2 separate regions of the Homo sapiens genome follow, and region 2 is linked to region 1. A link is a loop called in an ENCODE intact Hi-C map of the cell type or tissue named here. Cell type or tissue: heart left ventricle. All regions are shown on one strand. Each heading gives the region's core, and the rest is flanking DNA. Links, peaks and the distances in the headings are about the cores only. Region 1 has its middle 3.3 kb from the start of OSBPL5. Region 2 overlaps OSBPL5 (oxysterol binding protein like 5).

Region 1 (4,968 bases), core at 1-2,500:
GCCCCTCCACCTGCGGGGTCTGCAGCCTCCCAAGTGGACACACCGGGCTTCCTGGGTGAGAACTCGGACACGATGTGCCTCCCTTTGAGATGTGTCTGTTCCGGGTGCCCCTTGATCTGCTCCTTCAGGTACCAGCACCGAGGAGACCCCACCCCCAGGTCCCTGCGGCCTTGCCCAGGGTTCTCTCCATACCCACAGCTGCCCAACATGCTGTGGCTCCTCCCTGGGCGGGGAGGATCACTGCCTCCCTCCTCAGAGCGGGGACAGGAGCTTCCCCCCGAGCCCCAAGCAGGAGCCTGGGCCGCTTGTGAACTGCCTCCTCCCAACCTCCCTCCTTGCCTCCAGCACCACCATGGGGCAGGCAGACGCCCAAGACTGTGGCAGATGCAGCCCATGGCCAAGGGTGACAGGTAAGGAGCTCTTAAACCCAGGTTCTGAGCTGGGCGTGCCCCTGACCCCTGAGAAGAGGCCCAGCTGGAGCCCAAGGCAGCGCCCCCAGCCAGCAGCTTCTCCGGAGCAGCTGCCTCCACTCAGCCTGGGCACCGGCCAGCTTTGGGGACCTCTGGGCATTTCTTTCTTTACCCCGTGAGATTTCTGGGGTGTATCACCAACCTCACTGCAGTGCCCATGAGGCCCTGCTCCTCCTCTTGGCCAGGTGTGGTGAAGGATGACATAGGGCTGGCTGCACATAGCAGGGCCGCAGGCAGAGCCCGCCACCCTGGGAGTCACCTCTGAGGACTGGCTCCACACTCGTGGGGACGTCTGAGCACGGGCTTATCCCATATATCCAATGCCGTTCAGCAGCACCCACAGCCCCCTGGAGCCACCTCAGCCTCCCGCCGAGTCCTGCGGAGGTTTTGACCCTATAAATAGCACCTTCTTGTCCTTTCAGGCAGGAGTCCAAACACTGTCACCAAGAGAGGTGGGAAACTCCATTTTTATTACGATCATATTACAATGCCTGAATCACGAGTTTAGATGTGGCTTTCTGGAAGACAGGGGTGTGTGTGGGTGTGCATGTGTGTGTGTGTGTGCATGCACACGTGTGCATGCACACGTGTGCATCAGAGAGAGAGACAGACAGAGACACAGAGTAAGAGAGTCAGAGAGAGACAGGCAGACAGAGCCAGAGAGCCGGAGCGAGCCTTCAGGCAGCAGGCCTGCTCAGGACACACTGTGGGCAGTGCGGGCCCAGAGCTGGGAAGGGAGTCCTGCAGGCTGCCCCAGGAAGAAACCAAAAGAACAGAAAACAGCCACTGCTCCGCCCCGCTCCCCACAGCTGGCTTTGTGACTCAGCCCGGGAGATGCGACCACAGTCTCCCTAGGAAGAGGAGGAGGAACGCATGTGGGGACCCAGTACGTCCCTGCTCCTCCTCAGGCCCCCAGCCCCTGCACCCCTGTGGGATCCAGGAGCGGAAAAGACTTGGCTCCCTCCCATGGCTGGTGGCCCAAAGTGGCAGCCGTGTCCAGCCCCGAAGGAGGGAACAGCGGGGAGAGCCTGCCTCCTGTAACCGGAACGCTAGCTTGGCTTCCAGTCCTGCCTGGGACGCTCCCCAGTGGCCAGCCTGGAGCTGGTGGCTTCACCTCCTTGACTTTCCACTTCGGCGTCTGTAAGCTGGGGATACTGATAACCACAGGCTTGCCGGCAGTGCGGGGGATGCAATCCGGTCACGTGAAGTTGAGGACGTAGTGCCAGGCGCATGGCAAACGGTCCATACATGCTGCGATGTTTTCATGATTAGCTTTGTGCTGTGGAGACTATCTGGACGCTTTGAGTTTCACTGACGCCCCACCGCCTACGGGAGATGGAATCTCCTCCCCCTGCCCGGAAAGGAAACAGAATGGGCTCCCACCAGAGACCACACCTGGCGGTGGATGTGCCTTCAGGGCAGCAGGGAGGGCAGCAGAGCCCAGGCTCACCCCTGGGTCTCCCCACTGCAGCCCAGGGAAACCGGGCAGGTGTCCCACTAGGAGTCGGAGACCCACCAAAGTCCAGGTGCACCCCTTACTACTGGGGCCTCGGTTTCCTCATCTGTCTAATGGAGAGAAGTGGTTATTGCTACCTCAGAAGACTGAAAAGGGCCGGGCGCGGTGGCTCATGCCCGTAATCCCAGCACTTTGGGAGTCCGAGGAGGGTCGATCACAAGGTCAGGAGTTCAAGACCAGCCTGGCCAAGATGGTGAAACCCCATCTCTACAAAAAATACAAAAAGTAGCCGGGTGTGGTGGCGGGCACCTGTAATCTCAGCTACTCAGGAGCCTGAGGCAGGAGAATCGCTTGAACTTGGAGAGCGGAGGTTGCAGTGAGCCGAGGTTGTGCCACTGCACTCCATCCTGAGCGACAGAGTGAGACTCCGTCTCAAAAAAAAAAAAAAAAAAAAAAAAAAAAAGGCTGTAAAGGACCAAAGGAGATAACCGATGACAGTTTGCCGGCCCTGACCTGCTTAAGGTCTCTCCCTAGGGGGCCACACCCAGCCCCACTGGCTCCTGTAGTGGCTGAAGCCCTGAGCAAGGCTTCCCCGGTTGGTGGCACCTTCTCTGGATTGGGCCCAGCGCTGTTCCCACATGTCCTGGCCACCCCAGCCCTTCCCAGGGAGGCAGCCAGATGTAGCAGAAGGGGCAGGGGCTTTTGCGGGGGGGTTTCCTCTGAGCCGGTGGGTCTTCATTATGAACCAGGTGGCAGAGCACGGCAGATCAGAGCACAGTTCTGGAGCCAGAGAGGTTGGTGACTGCCTCGCCTGCTGTGCCTCAGCTTCCCCATCTGTGAAATGGAGCCAATCACGACAGAACCAGCTCATAAAGTTGTGAGGCAGATTAAATGCACCAAGTGTCTAAAGCCCTCAGAAAAGGGTCTGACACGAGAAAGGTGCCCACAGCCATCTTATTCACCCCTCAGTCGGGGTCAGGAGAAGTAGATGAGATGCAAAGAACCTGGGACAGGGTAGGGGCTCCATCAGCAGGAGGCCTTGGGGGCTTAGACCAACCACCCGAAACCAAGGAGTGATGCCAGCAGGTGGACATGTATTCACTTCTGGGGCAGGGATTCTTGACCTCAGCATGACCAGCATTTGGGGCCGGGTCACCCTTTGTGGTGGAGGCTGTCCCGTGCATGACAACGTGTTTAGCAACATCCTCGGCCTCTACCCACTAGACACCAGTAGCAACCTCCAATGACGACGGCCAGAACTATCTCCAGGCAGTGGCAAATGCCACCTGGAAACTGGAGGCAAAACCGCCCCTAGCAGAGAACTGCCATTCTGGAGACTTGGATTGGAACTGCCCTGATTTTAAATTGCACTGTCCTTGCAAAGCATTTTTTAAGTTCTTACTTATCACAGACATATTTTTCTGAATTACCATAAATTCCAAACTAACCAGCTGGGCGCTGCAAGCCGTTCCTTCCCATAGTCCACTCATGGTCCCCAGTGCCCACCAACAGCCAGCGCTTGCAAAGTCTGTTGGCCCACTGGGGACTTATGGCAGCTCATGCAGCGGAAACTGCTCTGGTCATCGCCATTTATAGATGAGGAAACTGAGGCACGGCCAGTTGCACAAACCTGCTCAAGGGCTCCTGGATGGTGGGGCCTACTGGGCGTGCCCCCCTAAAGCTGGTGCCATTGGCACCTGGCTCTGCCCATCTCTGAGACCTCTGACGCCTTCATTTCCTGCGTTGGCCACCAGGCACAGATGCTGTGTCCATCTGACAGGAGAGGAAGCGGGGTCCCAGGAGGAACAAGCCACTGCCTGGTGACAGAGCTTCTTTCTGGCAGCAGCAGGATTCGGACCTACCTCTTGCTGGGGGCAACCTCTTCGGCTCACTGCCTCTCCAAAACCAGGCAAGAGGCTGGAAATGGGGCTTTCTGGAAAAATGCAGAGCCTGCTGGGAAGTGGGGCAGACAACTGACACCTGTCACTGAGCCTGGCAGGTGGCGTGTTCTTCATTTCTTGCATGGCCATCTGGCTGTCAGACACTACCCAGTGAGAGGCTCAACCCTCGTCCTGCTCCACCCCAGCCCCACCCTGCTGTCATCTATGGCCCCTTCCCCCACCCTCAGGTGCCTCTTTGACTTTTGACCTCTGCCCTCAGCAGTGTCATTTCATGAAACCCAGGCCCTGGACAGCCAGCATCAAGCAACTGGCAACCTTCCCTACTGCCGCCCCTGAGACCTCCGCCCTAGGGATAGGGGCTTTGTTTTCTTCCCTAATTCCCTTTGGATTGGCTCCAGCAACCAGCAAGTTACCAGGCAGCAGCACCTCAGCTTTGGGCGGAGTCTTCAAAGAGCAGACCCAGCAGTTGTATGTGGATCCCAGCTGCACAGACCCTCTCCTGCAGAGGCAGAGGCCGCCTGCCACAGGCCACGCGGAGCAGGGTCCCACCATGGCCCTGAGCATCTTGACTGAGCAGTTCTGCATCCCAAGGCCTCACAAGGTGACTATGGAATGGCAATGCTAGCCCTGGGGGTAAGCTTAGGGCAAGTCCGATCAGCCCACTCGCCTCCGTAAGCCGTGGGTTCCTGTGATCCGCACACAAGCGGCTGGTGCTGCTATCCCCAGGAGGATACCCACCAACTTGTCTAACGGGGTGGGCAAGGCCAGGGCTGAGACGGGAAGGGGTCTGGCTTGTTGTGGGCAGAGCACCTGCATGCTGTGCCGTTCCCCCTTCAGGTGCTGGAAGGAGCCTTCCTGGGCCGCTCGCCCTCCGCAGCCCTGCTGGGAGGTCTTGCAGACGCCCATGATAGCCAGGCTTGCGGCCTCCCGAATGCAACTGCAGCGTGAAACCGTAGAAACACACGTGTCAGTGGCAGTTCTGCCTGGGGAGGAGCCCAGGGCTCTCTGCGGAGGGTCAGTTCTGTCCCTGTTAAGGTTCTGTGTGGAAAAGACTCCACGCCCTCTTGGGGTCTACCTACATCTGGGGATGCCCGAGCCCAGCTCCCAGTTTTTCTGGTCATTTGGGGACATACCATAGGAA
Region 2 (15,539 bases), core at 1,478-3,977, 51 kb after region 1:
TAGGGCCACCTTACTCCAGTGTAGCCCCATCTTCACCTGATTATGTCTGCAAAGACCCCATTTCCGAATAAGGTGGGGCCTGGCCAGTGGGCGGAGGGCGCTGGGGAGGGAGACATTGCTCTGGCTTCTGGGAGAGGACCCCACATCAGGGCCGGGTGTCCTGTGTTCAGACCTCACGGAGACCGTGGCCATTCACTCGCCTCTGAGCCTCCATTTCCCCTTGTGTACAGTGGAGGTAAAACTGCCCAACTCCGAGGCTGCTGGGCAACGCATACCAGATAAGTGTGCCCAGCCCTGGTGTCTGCAGAGCCCAGGCCCATGTAGGCTCCTTCTACCCGCATACCAAAATGATGAATCAAAAGTTAGGTGCAAAAGTGAGTATTTAGAATGAGAAAAGAAGACAACTACTTTCAGAATTTACAGAGCTGCCAGGCCGGGTGCAGTGGCTCACACCTGTAATCCCAACACTTTGGGAGGCTAAGGCGGGTGGATCACCTGAGGTCAGGAGTTTGAGACCAGCCTGTCCAAAATGGCAAAACCCCGTCTCTACTAAAAATACAGAAATTAGCCAGGCATGGTGGCGGGCGCCTGTAATCCCAGCTACTCGGGCGGCTGAGGCAGGAGAATCGCTTGAACCTGGGAGGCAGAGTTTGCAGCGAGCCAAGATAGCACCACTGCACCTCCAGCCTGGGCAACAGAGACTCTGTCTCAAAAAAAAAAAAAAAAAGAATCTACAAAGCTGCCAGTTACAAGTCACACCACTCATTGCTGGTTCCTCCCTGAGGCCCTTGACCTTGAACTTGACCCACGTGACCCTCACAAGTAAATCTGTCCCTGCTGCCACGTATTTCTTTGCATTCACCATAACATATGGGCTCCTTTTAAAAACTGAACAAGGACCCTGCCCTGAGTTCCACTCTGAGTCCTGGGGCACCGCTTGCCGTGGCTTGGCCCCTGCTCGGGTACACGATAGACACAGGACATCACCCCAGGGAGTGAGGGTGAGGAAGGGGTGAGTTCCGAACTGGTGTGGGGGAGTGAGGGAGGGGAAGGGCCCCTCGGCAGCCCACCCTGGTCTGTGCCTGGCTCCCCGCCAAGCCATCAAGATGCCCCAGGGATGGCGGCCCCAGAGGGTGGGCATCGACGCCAGCATCCTCCCTGCAGATCCGCGGCACCCTGAAGAGCTGGACCAAGCTGTGGTGCGTGCTGAAGCCGGGGGTGCTGCTCATCTACAAGACGCCCAAGGTGGGCCAGTGGGTGGGCACGGTGCTGCTGCACTGCTGCGAGCTCATCGAGCGGCCCTCCAAGAAGGACGGCTTCTGCTTCAAGCTCTTCCACCCGCTGGATCAGTCCGTCTGGGCCGTGAAGGTGCTGCGGAGGGGTGGGGTTGAAGACAGAGGCCCCGTAGGGCCAAGGGGCTCATTCCTAGGGCCCTGGTGGAGGGTGGAGCCAACCAGCTGAATGGCCCCCTTGGGGCCTTGAGCAGGTGTCTCACCTTCTCTGAGCCCCACATGCGGCCAGGGGATCAGATATGGCCACTGGTGCTCCATGTGAAGCACACAGTAGGCTGCAAGGAGGTGGCATCAAGGTCACCCCAGCCCCTCACCCAGCTGCTGTCCAGGAGGGACAACAGTGGCTGCTCCCCAGGGGTGGCCGAGGAACAGCGCCCAGCCCTCACCCCTCCTAACCCGGGGCTGCCCTGCCAGCTCTAACGGGTGGGAAACCAGAGAAACCCTGAACACCTGGTTACATTTGGATTTCAGAGAAACATCAGAGTTCTTTCATGCTAGTATGACCCCAGTCATGTATGGGAAATACTTACACCAAAAAGCTACTCATGGTTTCTCTGGGATTCGAACATCATTGGGCATCCTGGATGTGCCTTTGCTGATTCTGGACAGCCCAAGTCAGGAGGCTCAGAGCTGGAAAGCTGAGGGCAGAGCTGCCAGCTAAGAAAGGGGACAGAGCTCCCCCACCTACCCGCCTCTCTGCAGCCAAGTGTCTACCTGGCCAGGTGCCTGGCCCCACCTGGTGGCCCTGTGGCCCTGGGGGTGTCCAGGTGGTCCCAGGTGTGGATCCGCATGGTTCTGCCTGACCTATCTGTGCAGCTGGCCCTGGGTGTTGCCTCGGGTGACACCCAGATCTCTCTCTCTCCAGGGCCCCAAAGGTGAGAGCGTGGGCTCCATCACACAGCCCCTGCCCAGCAGCTACCTGATCTTCAGGGCCGCCTCCGAGTCAGATGGTGAGTCCCTGCCAGCTTGCGCATCTCCCCAGTGCCCCCACCTGAAGTGGGCCCCCTTTTGAGGTTGTAGCCCAGGTACAGGTGGCCCCAGTTCAGTCCCTTCTACTGTCTGGGGGCAGCCTGAAGTCTGGCCAGGATGAGCCCGGCTCGGAGTCAGGCCTACACTCACAGAGCCCCCATGCCTAGCCTCAGTTTTCCCATGAGTAAAATGTGACATTAAAATACCACCTGTCAAAGGCCAGGCGTGGTGGCTCACACCTGTAATCCCAGCACTTTGGCAAGCCAAGGCGGGTAGATTACTTGAGGTCAGGAGTTCAGGACCAGCCTGGCCAACATGGTGAAACCCCGACTCTACTAAAAAATACAAAAATTAGCCAGGCGTGGTGGCAGGCGCCTGTAATCCCAGCTACTCGGGAGACTGAGACAGGAGGATTGCTTGAACCCGGGAGATGGAAGTTGCAGCAATCCAAGATGGTGCCATTGCACTCCAGCCTGGGTGACAAGAGCAAAAGTCCGTCTTAAAGAAAAAAAAAAAACCACCTGTCACCCCAATGTTATGAGAACCCAGTGACCTTATAAAAGCACCCATATAACAATTACTGAGCTCCAACCACATGCCAGTGTGAACCCCAAACATCTGAGACAGGTCTCAGTTAATTTAGAAAGTTTATTTTGCCAGGCCGGGTGCAGTGGCTCACACCTGTAATCCCAGCACTTTGGGAGGCTGAGGCAGGTGGATCACCTGAGGTCAGGAGTTTGACCAGCCTGATCAACATGGCGAAACCCTGTCTCTACTAAAAATACAAAATTAGCTGGGCATGGTGGTGGGTGCCCGTGATCCCAACTACTCAGGAGGCTGAGGCAAGAGAATCCCTTGAACCCAGGAGGCAGAGTTTGCAGTGAGCCAAGATCACACCACTGCACTCCAGCCTGGGTGACAGAGGGAGACTCCATCTCAAAAAAAAAAAAAAAAAAATAGTTTATTTTGCCAAGGTTGAGGCCGTGCCTGTGACACAGCCTCAGGAGGTTCTGATGACTTGTGCCCAAGGTGGTCCGAGCACAGTTTGGTTTTATACATTTTAGGGAGATATGAGACATCAGTCAACACATGCAAGATGAACATTGGTTCGGTCTGGAAAGGCGGGACAATCAAAGCCGGGAGGGGGCTTCCAGGTCATAGGTAGATTAGAGACAAATGGTTGCATTCCTTTGAGTTTCTGATGAGCCTCTCCAAAGGAGACAATCAGATCTGCATTTATCTCAGTGAGCAGAGGGGTGACTTGGAATAGAATGGGGGGGCAGGTTGGCCCCTAGCAGTGCCCAGCTTGACTTTTCCCTTTAGCTTCGTGATTTTGGGAGCCCAAGATATTTTCCTTTCACATTTCCCCCCTTTTTAAAAATCTTTTGGAGAAAGCATTTTAGAAGAAAACGAGTCTCTGGTCTCAGGTTCCACCTGATCTCTCATGGCTAGGATGGTTTATTCCTACACAGGTAGGTCCCAAGTTATTAGGAAAGCTCATTTTCAGAAGGCTGTGAAGTCTCATGTCCTATGAAGAGAAAATAGTAGGAGGAAGGCAGAAAAACAACAACAAACAAAAGAACAATCCTGGGAAATTGGTATAGGCCACATTACTCTGAAGTCCATACATCAGTAGGCAGGCAAGAAAGTGGCTTATGTATGTAAGTAGGTTGCTGTTATTTTCTTCTGAAGTTTAAGTTGTCTAGTTTCAGTTTGCAGGGCTTTAAGAAAGCACAGCTTAGTCTTCAGCGACTCCAAATTAGGAAAAATGGGAAAAAAATGAAGGAAAAAAATTGAAAACATTATTTTGAAGACCTATAGCCAACAAAAATTAGGATTTCATCCAAAGTGCAGAAAATAACAAAAATTGAAAAACATTAGGGAAGAGTAGAATCTAACAACAGCTGTACTATAGTTTTTGAAACATAATTTTTTCTCTCCAGTTTCCCATTTTAACTAAGGACAAATTATGGTAGGACTGGTTTGCTTTATTATACTTGGACTAATTATTTATATACAGTGCAGCAAGAGTAATTAGTTTTTACATAGGCTTTTAAATTGTCTTTGATGGAACTTTGTTCCATAGAAAGAATCTCAGATAAGACTTTTTTAAAGCTGAGCCCAGTCATGGACTTGTACCATTAAACACCTATAAGTTGGGCGAATTATTATCTTCTTGAGGTTCCAAGATAAATTTGGAGCTCCTGGGCCTGTCAGAAAGTGACATTCTTTACTTACCACAGGTCAGGAACCCTGTACAGGGACTGTGTAGATGAGGTATGAGGCCAGTTTTTCCAAGGGGCTTTCATTGGTTCCATAAGTCAAGTTTGAGTCCTTAAAGGAAAGCACATCATTCCAGGCAAAGCCTTGGTAAAATAACCAATTTCTCCGATTGTGTCCTGTTACAAATGAAAACAGATTCTTACTGCACTTATGCAAATAACTGTATTGTCATAAGTTACGAATACTCACAGATAGTTTTCAAATTCTGTAAAAATTAGGTAGAGAGAAACAAATATGCTCCAAATTTTGTTCACAGGAGTATACTCAATTGTTAAAAGCTGTAAATAGCTTAAAGTTTTCTTGACTCTGAAAAACAAAAGAAAGGATCCACAATGTTTTAAGCAAAAAGTCAAAAAGATTACTTCACACTTCTTTTTTTTTTTTTTTTTTGTGATGGAGTCTCACTCTGTTGCCCAGACTGGAGTGCAGTGGCGCCATCTCGGCTCACTGCAACCTCCACCTCCTGGGTTCAAGCAATTCTCCTGCCTCAGCCTCCCAAGTAGCTGGGATTATAGGCATCCGCCACCACACCCAGCTAATTTTTGTACTTTTAGTAGAGATGGGGTTTCACCATGTTGGCCAGGCTGGTCTCGAACTCCTGACCTCAAGTGATCCGCCCACCATGGCCTCCCAAAGTGCTGGGATTACAGGCGTGAGCCACCACACCTGGCAATTACTTCACACTTCTATTAGTTTAGTCCATGCAGTTAATTCCTGTTCTGCTTCAAATTTATGAACATTTCAGCTCTCCATGAACCCTGAAAGTTTTTCCTCTATTCTGATGTCACAGTCTCTAAAGTTATCAGAAACCAGCATTCAAGAGCACCTGTTAGAGTTTTACAGCTGATTATAAAACCACCTTCTAAAGAGGACCAAAACAAGACAATGATTGCTTGTGGATGATAAAAAGTTTTAGGGCAGCCATACTCAAAGACACAATTGACAAGGAAATTGTTACCTCTGTGGCACAAAATAATTTAACATAACAATTATAATCATTACTGATAATGTATATTAGGTCATATCAGAATTATAGGAGTTTCCTATAATTTTGGAACACATACCAGTAACATATTTGTACAAATATAGCCCAAAGAAGACCAAATACCATTTTATATTTGACACTGCTTCCTGTATAATTTTTTATACCAAATAAGCCAAATATGTCATTTTTGGACTTTAGGGAACCTATTAATAATATCTTCAAGGATTAGGTTAGAAAAAGACATAATTTATAATTTGATTTTGGAAAGTTTGTCAAATTTTAAAGGTTTAAAACACTTGATATTACAAAGTAGGATTACAAGTCATTGTAAAATAATTCACTCATTTGAACAAAGTGATACCTCAAGGATTTAAAAAAAAAAAAAAGGCAAAAGCCTTCATTCTTTGAGACAGGAGACTTAGTTTTCCAAACAATAAGCCCTAATAACATCATGAAGCCAATTAAATTGTTTTCCAAAATTCCAATCTATAAAATTTTCATCTTGATCATAAGATATAACTTCCATAAGCCTTTATAACCTTTATTAAGGAGTCAGTTATTGTTTCAAGAAAACCTTGTTAATCTGACACAGGGGCCCATATGCTAGTCTTGCATCAGTGTGCCTTTGACATTAATGATTAATTTATAGAGGAACTGAACTTACTTTATCTCTCAAAGTCAGCCCTTACAATCTCACATGTCTATCTCTTCTGGGATAGTCTCTGGGCCTTGAGGAGTTGAACAGCTTTAATTTCTGTGTCTCAGGAATGTGGTTTATTTTGATTGGCATCTTCTACCGGGCCTGAAGATGAAGCTTTAATTGCTGTCAGTGTTTAAAATTTAGCAGGACTTGGTGTTCTTTTTAGACCCATGAGTCAAATCCCTGTAACTCAATGTCGCAAGGACTTTAAAAGCACATACAAGAAGATATAAGGACGGAATAACCTTGATTTAAAAAAAATTTTAATATCTGTTTTTCCTAAGCAAACCAAACTTAATAATAATGGCATAGGAATTATTTTGATAAAACATAAAATCTGTTAGGCCACTTACCAAAAGGCAAAAGCAAATACCTTCTGCAGTGTATAGAATATTATGTTAGAAGAAAACATTTTCTTTAAGAAAACATTGTTAGCATCAGGCCACACACACACAAAAAAACAGAACCTGAGGAGGAAAACAAAACTTATATGAGCTGAAAATGAGTTGAAGGGAAGTGTTACTATTTTGTTCCTTTTAAGAGGGAAGAGAAAACTGAAACTGGCAAGATGCAATGAAAGTTGAACTTTGGGTTAAAATTAAAAAATTAAAATATCTTATAATTGATTAAGAGTAAATCAACCTCTTAAGAAAATGTCGGCCAGGTGCGGTGGCTCATGCCTGTAATCCCAGCACTTTTGGGAGGCCGAGGCAGGAGGATCACGAAGTCAGGAGATCAAGACCATCCTGGCTAACATGGTGAAACCCCATCTCTACTAAAAATACAAAAAAAAATTAGCCAGGCGTGGTGGCGGGCGCCTGTAGTCCCAGCTACTCAGGAGGCTGGGGCAGGAGAATGGCGTGAACCCAGGAGGTGGAGCTTGCAGTGAGCCAAGATCACGCCACTGCACTCCAGCCTGGGCAACAGAGCGAGACTCTGTCTAAAAAAAAAAAAAAAAAAAAAAAAAATCATTGTTCTAACCAATTCTTTAGTCTATAACTGTTTTTTTACATCAAACCCAATCTCTAGAAAGACCATTATAATTTCCCTTTAGTCATAGACAACTTGATCATATAAAAGGGTTTTTTTTTAATAGATCCTCTTATTGTGACTTCCATAGACCATTCATGCCACGCTTGGACTTTCTGGTTTGTCCTGAACATCCCTCTTTCTTAAACAACCAGTCATTTTACTCTAGGACTAAATTTACCATACAAGATTCTTTCTCATATGAAATTATTTCTCTTTAAGCTTTCTTACTCTCCACCAAAAAACACTTTTTTATAACTTTCTTTACATCTCTTTTACTCTTTTATTTCCTGGTTCCTTTTACCTTGTTTTATACATGATCTTTAAATAAGCTTTGAATTAGGCAAAAATTGTTCACCTTTTTCAAAAGGACATGCTTTCTTTTAGAAAGCATATTTTCCTACAAATATATTTTTATTGGAAAATATCCAAATAGTGAAATATCTTATTTAATCTAACTTTAAATTCTAAATTATGATGAATTTGTCTACAAGTATTTGTCCTATTACATTTACCTAATTATTTTAATCATTTACCTAGATTATTTATAAAAACTGCAATTGTCATTATTTAAATTATGGAAACACCATTGCAAAATTATAACTGAGACAGTGAAAGAGATTTGACCTAACTGACTCCATCTTGTTTCTAACCTTCAAGCTATCCTTGTTCATTCCTGGGCATAGGTCAAACTAACTTTGGGAGGAACTTAGTTTATAGTTTACCTGAAACAAAGACTATAACAGTCTTTCTCAAAATGAACCTTACTGCCTGTGGACTAGACTACCTAAAGCCACCAGATTAGAAGTTATGGTAATCTTACTAAATTTAAGATGTAGCTATTTTTATTAAACCAATATAAATTTTTTTTTTTTTGAGACGGAGTCTTGCTCTAGTCTCCCAGGCTGGAGTGCAGTGGTGCGATCTTGGCTCACTGTTACCTCTGCCTCCCAGGTCAAGCAATTCTCCTGCCTCAGCCTCACGAGTAGCTGGGATTACAGGTGCCTGCCAACACACCTGGCTAATTTTTGTATTTTTAGTAGAGATGGGGTTTCACTATGTTGGCCAGACTGGTCTTGAACTCCTGACTTTGTGATCCACCCACCTCAGCCTCCCAAAGTGCTGAGATTACAGGCATTATTAAAGATTACACAAGCAAAGATCATTCTGTCTTGGGCTGGGTTTATAGTTTCGTAACTCCTATGCCAAATTTTGACACCTCATGGTATTTGGCAGGGATAAGTATGAAATTGCTTGATTAATAAATGCAAACAAAAATATATGCTGGCAATTCTTAAGACATTTCTAATATTACTTTACCAATAATTTTAAAGCTAGCTTATTTATTAAAGATTTTATTTAAGTTACATAAACTTGAAAAAGCATTTGACTTGTCTTTTCTTTTTTCCTGATCAAGTATTTGATTCAAGTGCATTTACTTTCTTAAGCCAATCAATTAGAGCCCTTTTATATATTTTCAGTAGTGAAACATTGTGTACACGACACATAAATACATAGACATATTAGGCATGGCAATAGAAGTACATCTCATAGGTTTATAAAAATTTTTTTTTCCTGTCTTAGACTTTCAGATTCTTGATAACCTGTTTCACAACCCTAGGCAATTGTCAGCTAAATAGCCTTAAATTTGCATATTAAGGGAAACAACTCAGGTGAAAATCAAATAGCAAAATTTGCATAAGGTACAGAGAGAAAAAGTCTGGTGGTGCTAGAGGGAGACTAAAGATGGATGCCAAATCAAACAAAATTATAGAAATCTATCATAGGATTGCATAAGGAGACCAATTTTATGTAGTAGGGACTACCTATCATTTAACTGGATCTCTGAGCTCTGGGAAGAGCCCACACTGAATCCTAGGTCTCCAGAAAGGGAGAATTATCATGAGGTTAGACCACGTGATGCTTTTATAGTGCACTTACAAATTTTTTTTAAACAAAGACATTTCTAAGTGTCTAAACCACACTCTTCCTTAAAAGCCCAAGAGTAACCACTGTTGCAATAACTACTTTAGTCAAAAAAAAAAAAAAAAAGAAAAGAAAACACAAAACAGGTTACACAATACAAAAGTAAGCAGTTTAAGAGCTGAGACAAACTTGTCTGTTTACATTCTTGGGGTTTCATAAGAAAAAACAAGTTTCTCCCCCAAGGGGAGTCTGGCACCCTCTCCATTTTCTTTAAGGAACCCCAGGCTACTATAAACTATTTTAGGTCCCCCATGCGGCAGAAGGTGCAAGAGAAAGGAGAGACAGCAGAAGTAAATCAAGAAACAGAATTCAGTCAACTGAGAAGAAAAAACCCTTTTGCTCAAAAAAAGACAAGGTCCTAGGAGAAAAACAAAAACAGAAACATGAAGGTCTCTTAAATACAAACACACACATATGCGCACACACACACATGCACACACACATATGCACACACACATGCACACACACATGCACACACACATACACATGCACACACATGCGCGCACACATACACACACATGCACACACATGCGCGCACACACACACACATGCACACACATGCGCGCACACATATGCACACACACACACACAGCTTGGATGTTAGCTTTTCATTAAACTGACTTTTAACCATTGAGCTTCTTTGAAAAAATCTTTTTAAATCTCATTCCATATTTCAACTAGGACAAATTTCAACGAGGACACAGAAGTACAGTCATTACTCTTTCAGTTTGGCCTAGCTAGTGAAAATGTGGCCTTGTTATATGAATAAAGCCCCTTAGTAGTCAAAATCAAAATCTTTCCTCTTTTTTTTTTCCTTTTGCTGGCCGTTTTTCTCCCCCCATCACGCCACCATTGTGTGTGGGGGTGGGGAGGGGAATTCAGCCACTTCAGAGGCCTTGTTCCCCATAATTTGGAACTTCCTTCAGATTTGATCAAGCCAGATAGAGGTCAATGGGAAAAAGACCAAAACAACAAAAACAGAAACAATCAACAACAAAAAAACAGTTAAGCGAAACAAACAATCGCACAACTTACGTGATCACTGAGTGCTCTAATGGTAAGGAGAAATTAAGACCAGCTGGTTGTTAATCTTAACTTTAGCTAAGACAAACCACAATTCAGTTACTTCCCTAGGGATGGGTCTCAGGCTGAAAACTCAGATCTCCACCATCCTGGGAGCAGGAAAAAAAAAAAATTCATCTTCCCTGTTGGAAGCAAGCTCGAACTCCATAAAGGAGTTACCTGCCTTCCATCGTCATGGAAGCAGGGAAAACTTGCCTTCCTTGTATCGGAAGCAAGTAAAACTCCAAAAAGAGAAGTTGTAAAACAAAATAAACTTTAGATCTCGACCAAATTTTGAGAGATCAGGGATTCTCTGTGGCAGGGGGTGGGGGTGGGGCACGGGGGGAGGTGCTTCCAGGCCTCAGCAAATTGTCTTATTGGTTTGAGCCATAAAGTTAGCTCAAGCTGGTACCAAGCACCAATAGGAGACTTGTGAAAAGTCAGGGGCATCTCCACTCAGAATCCTTCAGTGGTTACCAAAATGTTTGAACCCTGAAAATCTGAGACAGGTCTCAGTTAATTTAGAAAGTTTATTTTGCCAAGGTTGAAGACGCCTACCTGTGACACAGCCTCAGGAGGTCCTGACGATGTGCCCAGGGTGGTCAGAGCACAGTTTGGTTTTAGGGAGACATGAGACATTAACCAACATATGTAAGATGAACATTGGTTTGGTCTGGAAAGGCGGGACAACTTCAAGCGGGGAGGGGCTTCCAGGTCATAGGTAGATAAGAGAAAGATGGTTGCATTTTTTTGAGTTTCTGATGAGCTTCTCCAAAGGAGACAATGAGATATGCATTTATCTCAGTGAGCAGAGGGGTGACTTGGAATAGAATGGGAGGCAGGTTGGCCCTAAGCAGTTCCCAGCTTGGGTTTTTCCCTTTAGCTTAGTGATTTGAGGGGCCCAAGATTTTCCTTTCACACCAGGCACCATTGAAACAACAGGTTCTACTGTTATCATCCACATTAGACAGGTCAGGAAACTGAGGCACAGGCAAACTGCCAGCAAGAAAGTGCTAGAACGAGAATTTCCCTGACTCCCAAATGCATTGCACGCTGTTGCTGTTCCCTGAGTGGCCGCTCAGGCAGCTGTGACTGCGATGATCCTCCACCTGGAGGGATTCCCTCTTGGCCGTTCCTCCCTCTAACCTGAGGTTGGGGCCCTACCCCACCTCGCCCTCCAGTGGCTGCTCTGGGTAAATGCGGTTGCTCCACCTCCTCTAACCCCAGGGTGATGCCTCCCAGAGCAGTGGGGTGAAGGGCTCCCATCCCGCCGGTGGTGCAGACCTAAAGCAGTCTGGCCTTGACCACGGGGCTCCGGTGCCTCTCAGGTTGGAGTCTCGGTGCCACATCACCCCTGGTGGTCAGATGCCACATCCATGCTCCTTCCTGGGCCATCCTGAGTGCCCCACTATGTGCCAGGTCCCATGCAGGCCCGGGGATGGCCAGGGCAGCCCACAGCCTCTGTGCTCCTGGGTGAGGTGGATAACCAACCATCAGATAAGGCAGGTTGGGCTGAGGTGTGAGCTGAGCCCCTGATAGGGTGTGGGCCACCATTCGGGAGGAGAGGTGTCTGCAGCCCCTGTGGGTATCAGGGTGGGCTTCCAGGAAGAGGAGGAAGAGGTCTCGGAATGAGCTTCAAAGGATGCATAATATTCAGGATGTCTAGTCCTTTGTGGCAGCTACAAAGCACACGTGTTCAGGCCCTGGGGCCAACTCGGCAGTTGTGACCCCTCCAGCTCCCCACCACCATCCACTGCCATCCCTCCCCCAACCCTGGTGTTCCGCCCAGGCTTGGCCGCTCTGGCACCAACCAAGCCTGCAGTGGAACCAGCAGGATCCCAGATATCCCCCCAACCCAATGAGAAGGGCAGCTCTAGAGACCCAGGAGCCACTGTCTAGGCAGGCCCCTCCCTACACTGGACCCTGAGATGCCCCACGAAGAGCAGGATTTAATGGATCTCAAAGTGAGGGAGAAAAACTCACTGTCTCCAGGAGCTCGAAAAGGCAGAGGCTCAGAGAGGCACAGAACCGCCTTCAATGCTCTTCAGCCCCATCCTCCCACCTGACGTGACCCCAGGAGGCTTTCTTTGAATAACACTTACTAACAGCCCAGGCACAGTGGCTCACACCTGTAATCCCAGCACTTTGGGAGGCCGACGCAGATCACTTGAGGCCCAGAGGTTGAGACCAGCCTGGCCAACATGGTGAAACCCCATCTCTACTAAAAATACAAAAAAATTACAGGCAGGCACCTGTAATCCCAGCTACTTGGGAGGTTGAGGCAGGAGAATCACTTGAACCCTGGAGTCAGAGGTTGCAGCGAGCTGAGATCACCCTACTGCACTCCAGCCTGGGTGACAGAGCGAGACTCCATCTCAAAACAACAAAAAAACAAAAACAAAAAACACACTTATTGACCCGGTGTGGTGGCTCACACCTGTAATCCCAGCACTTTGGGAGGCCAAGGCAGGCAGATCACCTGAGGTCGGGAGTTCGAGACCAGCCTGACCAACATGAGGAAACCCTGTCTCTACTAAAAATACAAAATTAGCCGGGTGTGGTGGTGCATGCCTGTAATCCCAGCTACTCAGGAGGGTGAGGCAGGAGAATCGCTTGAACCCGGGAGGCAGAGGTTGCGGTGAGCTGAGATCGTGCCATTGTGCTCCCACCTGGGCAACAAGAGCAAAACCCCATCTCAAAACAAACAAACAAAAACCTTATTAATAGTGTGACCTGTCACAGGCCACCACGAGATGCTCCTCTGAGTGCGGGGGCCGCTGTTATCACACCAGGACATCAGTGTCACCCAGGTGGACACGTGCCCCACAGGAGGACCCTTGGGTGGTGCTGTCACCCTGCTTAGGAAGGCAGCAGGGCACAGGGCCCAGAGTGGGGCTTGGAGGCGCCCAGCTGTCGACCAGCCCCTGCTCCACCGCTGCCCACAGAGCCTCTGGGCGGCCTCAGGCAGGTCTCCTCCCTGGTGTGCAAGCCCCTCCTCAGCCTTCCCCACCCTCCTCCCTGGACTCCAGGCTGGCAGGAGCCCCTGGCACCCTGACCAGTGCTTCCCAGTGAGGGAGGACCCTCCTCCCTAACTCCACCTGCAGAAACCTGTGGGTGGCCATCAGGGTGGGAGGCTGGTTCCGAGTGTTCTGGGTTTGTGACCTGGAGGGGTCACTTATGCCAGCCCCTCGTCAGCAATGTGGGTGGTGGAGGTGCGTGGGGATGTGCTGTGAGCATCCCCAGGTGCCTCTGCAGGGCTGCCTCCCCTGGCACACCTGTCCCCAGGCCGGGTCTGCCTCCTTGGGAAGTCCTCAATCCTCAGGGGTTCCCGATGTCTGCCCCCACACAATCTGCAGCTGGATGTGGGGGCAGGAAGGGAGGGCATGTCCCTGCTGGGGCAGGGCCAGGGGTGGGTCTGGGATGGAGGGGGTGGGTCCCTGAAGAGTCAGAGTGAGGGGGAGCCTCCTGGTGGCCCCTTGGGGGATGCGGGATATACAGAGGTGGGGGTGGGGCATGCTCATCCCGTGTGCCCCGCAGGTCGCTGCTGGCTGGACGCCCTGGAGCTGGCCCTGCGCTGCTCTAGCCTACTGAGACTGGGCACCTGCAAGCCGGGCCGAGACGGGGAGCCAGGGACCTCGCCAGACGCATCACCCTCATCGCTCTGTGGGCTGCCAGCCTCAGCCACCGTCCACCCAGACCAAGACCTGTTCCCGTGAGTGGGGCGAGGGCACAGGGGCTGGTGGTGATTCACGGGGTCTCCTTGTAGGCGAGGAAGAGGGGAGAGGACAGCCCCAGCCACTGCTCTGGTGGGCTGCAGGCTGCACGCAGGGACTTGTTCGCTGCAGTGTGCCCTGGGAGCCTCGGTTCCTTCCTCTAAAACGGGGCTGATCGTGTCAAATGTGGGTTGTGGAGGTGACGACAGGCAGGAACGTATGTGAAGTGCGGAGCAGCGAGGGGTGGGCAGCCCAGAGGGCTGTGCTGGGCTCTCACCTGTGACAGGGACCCACTGGCACCATCCACCTTCCAGACTGAACGGGTCTTCCCTGGAGAACGATGCATTCTCAGACAAGTCGGAGAGAGAGAACCCTGAGGAGTCAGATACCGAGACCCAGGACCATAGCCGGAAGACGGAGAGTGGCAGCGACCAGTCAGAGACCCCTGGGGCCCCGGTGCGGAGAGGGACCACCTATGTGGAGCAGGTCCAGGAGGAGCTGGGGGAGGTGAGAGCCCCCCAGCCAGGAGCCCCAAGCGTCTCCCCTGCCTCGGCCCCTTGTTCCGGAAGCAGAGGTAGCCATGCCTCATCCTAGGGGGAGCACGCAGGGCCCAGGGGGTAGCTTTTGTCCCCATCACTTGGCAGTGAGTCCAGGAGCTGTCTTTTAGGTAAACAGGCTCCTCCCGTCTTCCAAAGAGGCTGCCCCGCTGGCTGGCTGGCTGGCTGGCATGCAGATGCGGGGATCGGGCAGGGGTTTGCTGCAGACAGGCAACTCCCTCCTTGGGCTGGAATGCGCTGATGGGAGAACAGGAGGCTCAAGAGGGGCCCTTGACCCCATCTGCTGGGCGGCCCCACTTCCTGGAGGAGCGCAGAGGAGGGCGTGTGGACCTGAGTCCCATGCTCACAGGCACCTGCACACCTGGTGCTCTCCTGGGGCCCTGGGAGAGCCATGAATGAGACAGACCTGGGCTCTGGGCCCCCAGTGTATGGGCAGCAGGAAACATAGATGATAAACCCACAAACACAAGAGGAGGCTGGGGAGCAGGTGAGGGAGGCAAACCGGGCCATGGGCTCTTTCTGAAGACGTGAGTGACGGGAGGGAGGATGGCGTTCCAAGAAGAAGGACCACCAGCGCACGAGCTCAAGGGAGGCAGCAGGCGGTGGGCAGCAGTGTCCCCAGAGCATGCCTGCAGATGAACAGCCAGGGCAGCTGACTCCCCGCAGCTGGAGAGAACTCACGTGGCCCTGGGCACCGTGGGGCGCCTCAGGAAGGGGAGTCCGGAAGGAATCACAGGATCTAAGCTTCCGCTGGGTGACGGGTGCAGGCTGAGGAAGCCGGGCTCTGGGGTGGGGGCTGCGCTCTGGGGTGGGGGCTGTCAGGAACGGGGGGCTCTGTGATCTGGGATCTTGTCATTCTCACCCGGGAGGCGAGACAAGAGCAAGGCCGTGGCTGTCACTGAGGGCAAGGGGCAGTCCCGGTTTCAGCAGGAAAGGGGAATTCGTTCCTTGCTGTTGTTTGGA

Evidence for each region. A loop is a pair of places that touch in the nucleus more often than their neighbours do. Peaks named below come from ENCODE experiments on the same cell type or tissue, not always from the same donor. Only the 100,000 strongest peaks of a DNase experiment are listed, where the experiment ranks them.
Region 2: it touches region 1 in a loop (5-fold over the local background); 32 of 110 quality-filtered maps call a loop at or near these places.

What each region holds. Positions count from the first base shown.
Region 1 is chr11:3,166,085-3,171,052 of GRCh38, reverse strand. No RefSeq gene overlaps it. Among named protein-coding and RNA genes, the nearest start is that of OSBPL5, 3.3 kb to the right of the region's middle. RefSeq lists an enhancer at 4,549-4,968. In heart left ventricle, for the core only: a CTCF peak has its summit at 1,533; DNase peaks (open chromatin) are centred at 1,391 and 1,482; H3K4me3 peaks cover 963 bases; H3K27ac peaks cover 659 bases.
Region 2 is chr11:3,106,250-3,121,788 of GRCh38, reverse strand. It overlaps OSBPL5 (oxysterol binding protein like 5), which reads left to right. Exons shown (of 22, transcript NM_020896.4): 6 at 1,165-1,368; 7 at 2,158-2,242; 8 at 13,844-14,018; 9 at 14,334-14,526. Among named protein-coding and RNA genes, the nearest start is that of OSBPL5, 51 kb to the left of the region's middle. RefSeq lists an enhancer at 1,826-1,995 and a silencer at 11,555-11,614. In heart left ventricle, for the core only: no CTCF peak of the experiment used is centred there; no DNase peak of the experiment used is centred there.